Regions from separate parts of the Mus musculus genome. Here region 1 is linked to region 2. The links are chromatin contacts, found by Hi-C or POLR2A ChIA-PET in ENCODE. All regions are on one chromosome and are shown on one strand. The core of a region is the stretch at or near the end of the contact, and the rest is flanking DNA. Distances in the headings are between cores, read along the strand shown.

Region 1 (2,700 bases), core at 143-2,642, 66 kb before region 2:
ATCCTCTCCCCCAAACCCCGCACCCCCTAGAGCTCTCTAATCTCTCAGGTCACTACCCAAGCACAGTCTGGAACAGCCTCTACTTCCGCTCTGATCTCTAACACAAGTTAGAGATCCCCTCTCCTCCTTTGGGTAGCAGTGTCTTTTACTGATACTCTCAAAGCTGAGTGGAACCCAAAGAAGACTACAGGGGCCCCAAATTGGCTTACTGTACACTTATGTTCATTCAACATAAGCAAGGCTACATCCTGGGCATCAAGGGGTTAAGAGGAGAGGGTTTGAGTCTGAATAGGAAAGACTCCCTAAGCCCCAATGCTTACATATTAAATTGGTCTTATCTTATGACCCCCGGGAGCCTGAGAAGCTCACCATGATATCCTCCAAAGCCCTTTCAAAACTCAGGCAGAACCCATTAGGGTTTCGATGAAGGACTGGCGCCCACAGATTTAAACACCCACCTGGTTGGGCCTCACCATGTTCTTCCAAATGACCCCATAGCGTCCAATACCAGCAACACTGCGAGCTGTTGTCCATTTTATAGATGGGAAAACACAGCTCGTCAGAAGCCACCCACTGGGATCCAAACCTCCTGCCTCCACCTTCCACCATGAGAATGGGTGTGGACGGGTGAGGTCTGTCTTTTCAAAAGCTGCGGCAGATCCAGCTTGCCTCGGGCAGATCAGGACGGTTTTAGGGGTGTGAAAGGGGCAATTTAATGGCATCTGCTATTGTAGCCGAGGGGAGGAACTCTGTGGCTCCAGTCTTAGTGGCGTTCTAGACCCCTATAATCTGTCGAGTCTGCCAGCTGGCCAACACAGGCTAAGGCTAGCAGGTGGGGTTTGCTGAGTGGCTCAGCCTAAGAAAACTCTTGTTCGCTACACACTCAACCTCAGTCTTGGCTGCAAGTCCCAAGCCTACAGTTTAAGGGCGGGCCCAGCTCAGCATAACTGAGCCACTTGAGGCAGAGGCCTTTGTCGGACACAGTTGGGAGGGGAGTGGAAATGTCAAAGGCAATTCGATCCTGCCCATCTCCCTCCCCTGCTCAGGGACGGGATCCACAAGGATCAAGTAACTGCACTAACACAGCCTGGAATACTTCACACCCACCGGTGGCCCCACACCCCACACGATCCAAAGGGGCAGAGGGAAGGGCAAGGAGCCCGTAGCCCGCTGGGAAGCTCTGGCCTGAGGAGGGGTTCAGGTGTCCAGGGACGCTCCACCAACTAGAGCAAGTTCAGGAACTGTGTGCTCCTTAGAAAACTCACCACCCTCACTGGGACCCAAAGGCTTCCCACTAGGTTCACCTACCTCAGTGACCGCCACACGGAAGAAAGGGAGAAGGGTCCTCCGGCTGATCTTTCTACGCTAGCAGGAGTTGATCAGCCACAGCCCTGCGGGTTGCTGCCTGGCTGGGCACCGTGGAGCCCCTCCTGCGCCCCGCCCTCCGGCTACTAGGCCACTCCCAGCCGTCCAATGTGGTTTCAGGCCTGGGACTCCAGCCCCACCCCTGGCGCTCAGCCCCTCCCCCACTCTGCGTGCCTTGCACAGACTTTCTTCTCACCGCCCCAGATCTGCCCTTTGGGCCCGCCTCTAGCTTGATTCCACCTCCCGCCTCAGGCGCCGCCCTTGCCAGACCATTGCTAGCCTGGCTCATCCCCAGGCCTTATGGGAGATGTAGTTCCGAAGGAAGGAGTGGCTGATTGTTGGGGTTCTTGCTGAATGTTAGGGTTCTTGCAACGCCATGCTAGGATTGCTATGTGTATAAGAGCACAGCAAGGCAAGGGGGGAAGACGTATCTGTGATGGTTTGAATACGAATGGCTCCCACAGACTCATATATTTGAATGCTTAGGGCCTGGGCATGACACTCTTTGAAAGGATTACAAGGATTAGGAGTCATGGTCTTGTTCGAGTAAGTGTGACCTTGTTGGAGGAAGTATGTCACTGGGGGTGAGTTTTGACTTTTTAAAAGCCTATTCCAGGCTCAGAGTCCTCTGCCTATAGATCAGAAGGGAGGACTCTCAACTGCTTCTCCACCATACCTTCCTGCTGCTATGCTCTGCTATGATCACAGACTAACCTCTGGAACTGTAAGTAAAACCCCAATTAAATTATTTTATAAGAATTGCCATGGTCATGGCCGGGCGTGATGGCGCACGCCTTTAATCCCAGCACTCGGGAGGCAGAGGCAGGCGGATTTCTGAGTTCAAGGCTAGCCTGGTCTACAGAGTGGGTTCCAGGACAGCCAGGGCTATACAGAGAAACCCTGTCTCAAAAAACCAAAAAAAAAAAAAAAAAAAACAAAAAAAAACAAAAAAAAAAAAAAAAAAAAGAATTGCCATGGTCATGGCGTCTCTTCACCATGCCATAGAACAGTGACTAAGACAGGAGTCTTCAGGAATCTGTTCCCTCAAGGTCTGGGGAGCTGTATTCTTTTAAGAACTGGCACAGGGTTGGAAAATAGAAAGCAGATAAAGCAAGCTCACTGACCCAAGTTGGATTTCTGGAACCCCCAGGCTGGGAAGGAGAGGGTAGACTCCCTCAAGTTGGCCTCTCATCTCCACGTGTTATGGATAAAGTGTAAAAATGGCTTTAAAAACTCTGGGATGACCTGTGCTCCCATTTCCCACTGTCAATACCCCAGTCAAGAACGCCTTGGAGGGATCCTGTAGACCCAAAGAGCCTATGTTCCGAACTGTCA
Region 2 (2,700 bases), core at 55-2,554:
GCCTCTGACTTTCCTACCCATATGCTGACAGCAATGACAGTCAGGTAGCCTCAGGGCAATGGCCAGGAGGCACCTTCTTCTTTAGGCCATGCCTCCATAAACTGGCATCGCCCTCCCCCTTCCATCCCCTCGGCGCCGGCATCGATGACATCATTCCTGCCTGACTCCAGGACCACGGACCGGAGGCAGGATCCCCGCCCAGCAAAGACTCCAAACACGTAGGCCTAAGATGATAGGGGCTCTTCCGAATTCCGAACCGGTCGGCACGGCCCACTTCAGCACAGCTCCACCTCTTATCCTGGAGATACCTTCCCATGGACACCCTTGAGTCTCCATCTCGCCACCGCAAACTCTTCCCCTTCCCGATGCCCCCAGATCGAAATGGGGCTCCTCTCTCGAGAGGAAGGAAATTCCCAGGTTCTGCAATGAACCTCTGCCCCCATCAAGGCCTGGTTCCTGCTCAGCTTTGCTATATTTATCTAAAGGACCGGCGGGCAGGCCTCTCCTTTTCTAAAGGCCTATTTCCTTTCCTCCTTAGACTGATCTGCTGGCCTCCTCCCTCGCCCTGAGCATCACAGGCCTCGGGGAGCTAAACGCCTTTCTCATCCGACCCCCCGGGCTTGCTGCCAAAGATGCTCTGTGACATCCTCCTAAATTGCCCTCCACTAGAGGTGTGCACTAGAGTGCCTCCCTTGGTCCTATCCGACGGCGTTCTGCATCTGCTGACCGTGCCCTCCGCCCTTTCAGGTCCTTCGCTCGCACCGCTGGTAATCTCCCACGGTTTTCTCGCTCTGCAAATCTCCCTCCCCCGGCAAAGCGTTTTCAGGACTCCCTCTACCTTATCAGATGGCGCCCCCTCGCACAATCCCCACGGCCTAGTTCCTTCCCTCCCCTCCAGCGGCGCCCCTCCCGGCCCTGGCCTCTCCGCCGCCCGCCCCCTCACCAGCGGCTGCATCTCCGAGTGCGCGGTGGGCACCTGGAACCGGTCGATCTCCTCCATCATGGTGCCGGCGGGCGAGCGGGCCAGGGGCCGGGCGCGGCCAGGGACGCCGATGGGACCGCGCGGGGCGGCGGCCCCAGAAGCCCGGCAGATTATGCAGACTAGGCCGCCCTGGACCGGTCGGGCGGATAGGCGGATGGAAGGATGGATAGGCGGCGAGAGGCTCGCGGGATGACTGAGACCGGCGTAGCTCCGTGGGGTTGCCTAGAGCTACCGCGGCAGTAGCCCCGCGGAGCCGCAGGTCTTGCCTCGCCTCCTCCTCCGCCGCCGCCTCCTGTCAGCAGCTCAGCCACTGCGGTGACTCTGCAACTCCACTTCCGGGTCCGGGACACCGCCCGGATCCTGCATTATTCATGAGAAGGCGGTGTCTGGGTGCCCCAGCCCTTCCCACTTGCGGGAGCTCCTTGCGCGGAGGGCGGACTTATCTTTCTCTGCGGAGGCGGGGCTTAGCGGGGCCAGAGGATCCCTGCGCGCCCAAGTTCCGCCTCCTCCCCGTGTCCGGAGGGGGCGCTAGGTGCGCCTGCGCACCCGGTGCCTGTCGGTTGCTGGGTAACCGCGTCAGGGAGGAGCTGATGCTGTTCTACAAGGGCGCGAGGACCCACAACGTCAGCTGTCCCCGAAGAACCCTGGTGACTGGGAATTGAAGTGGAAGAGAGTCTGCACTTCCTGTGTGTGGTCAAGAAGGAGAAACTACTCCCCAGGAGAGGAAGCGTTTTGTAGGTTTTTCAGGGTGTGAGGTGCTTTCTATTCTTGCGGCAATGCCCTCGAAACAGATTCGTAAGCAGGTAATGTCTTACTGTGGCCTGCTGTCTTCTGAAGACCTCTGACCTTAACCGCCAGTTATTTCCTGTTGACCTCCAACCTCTCTTTCTTGTGACTCCTGGTTTGTGTTCCCACTGACCTGATTCTCCTGTTCTTTCTCACAAATCCTGCCCTCCTCTCCCAAATTTTCCTGAACCCACAGTCATTTTACTTTTAACCGAATCTGGTTTTTTCTTATTACTTCCATCTCTTCACAGACCCATCTTGTCTTGTCTTCGCCCTTAATCTCCCAACACTCCACTGAGTCCCTTCCTCATTCCCCTCTCATTCTTGTCCCAGTGGATTTTTTTATTCAACACTGCAGCATGGTCACTGCAGAGCTAAGTAAGTGGGGACATTTGCCATGTGGGAACTCAGAGAGGGGGCATGAGAACTGCACAGGAGACACGGAATAGAACAGATCGTGTGCAGGAATTTGGAGCAAGAAGTCAGAGAGGAAGAAAAAAAGACCCTTTTTCTAACCATGTTCCCTGCCCTCCAACACAAGTTTCCTTCTTATAAGACCCTCATTCACTTAGCCTTGTGAACGTTATGTTTCTGTCACCTGGCAATATGTTATCCCTTCTCACAGGAGAGTTGAATTACTCCCCAAATCACCACACATGATAAGCTAGTCTCAGGTTCTCAAGGAGCATTCTGCGATATAAAAGAATGACTCTTTCTGTCCTATAGAAATTGCTTTTATTTCCTAACGTCTAGCAGAGCATCTACTTTAAAAACAAACAAACAAACAAACAAACAAACAAAATGCTTTTCTATACTTAAGCCTAGGTATATTGAGGTTTGGAGAGCAAATCTGTGCCCATGATATCTAAGACTTCACATATTTTGGTAGAGGTTCTTGTATATCAACTTTGTGCCTTCTGCTTCTTTGACAC

What was found. Hi-C counts contacts between places; a loop is a spot of excess contacts on that map. ChIA-PET counts read pairs that join two places held with the same protein, here RNA polymerase II (POLR2A).
Region 1: a loop to region 2 is called in a map of T-helper 2 cell, with 2.3 times the contacts of the local background. The contact joins the promoter of Myorg here to the promoter of Fam219a in region 2. A Hi-C loop is called at or near these places in 2 of 37 maps with a recorded cell type or tissue (T-helper 17 cell and T-helper 2 cell). POLR2A ChIA-PET finds 5 or more read pairs at or near these places in 4 of 5 experiments (Patski and embryonic stem cell).

Annotation. Positions count from the first base shown.
Region 1 is chr4:41,501,683-41,504,382 of GRCm38, forward strand. It overlaps Myorg (myogenesis regulating glycosidase (putative)), which reads right to left and starts at 1,393. Exons shown (of 2, transcript NM_001085515.2): 1 at 1,309-1,393.
Region 2 is chr4:41,568,234-41,570,933 of GRCm38, forward strand. It overlaps Fam219a (family with sequence similarity 219, member A), which reads right to left and starts at 1,305. Exons shown (of 6, transcript NM_001159583.2): 1 at 944-1,305. The coding sequence starts at 1,003. Dnaic1 (dynein, axonemal, intermediate chain 1) reads left to right here and starts at 1,561. Exons shown (of 20, transcript NM_175138.4): 1 at 1,561-1,785. The coding sequence starts at 1,759.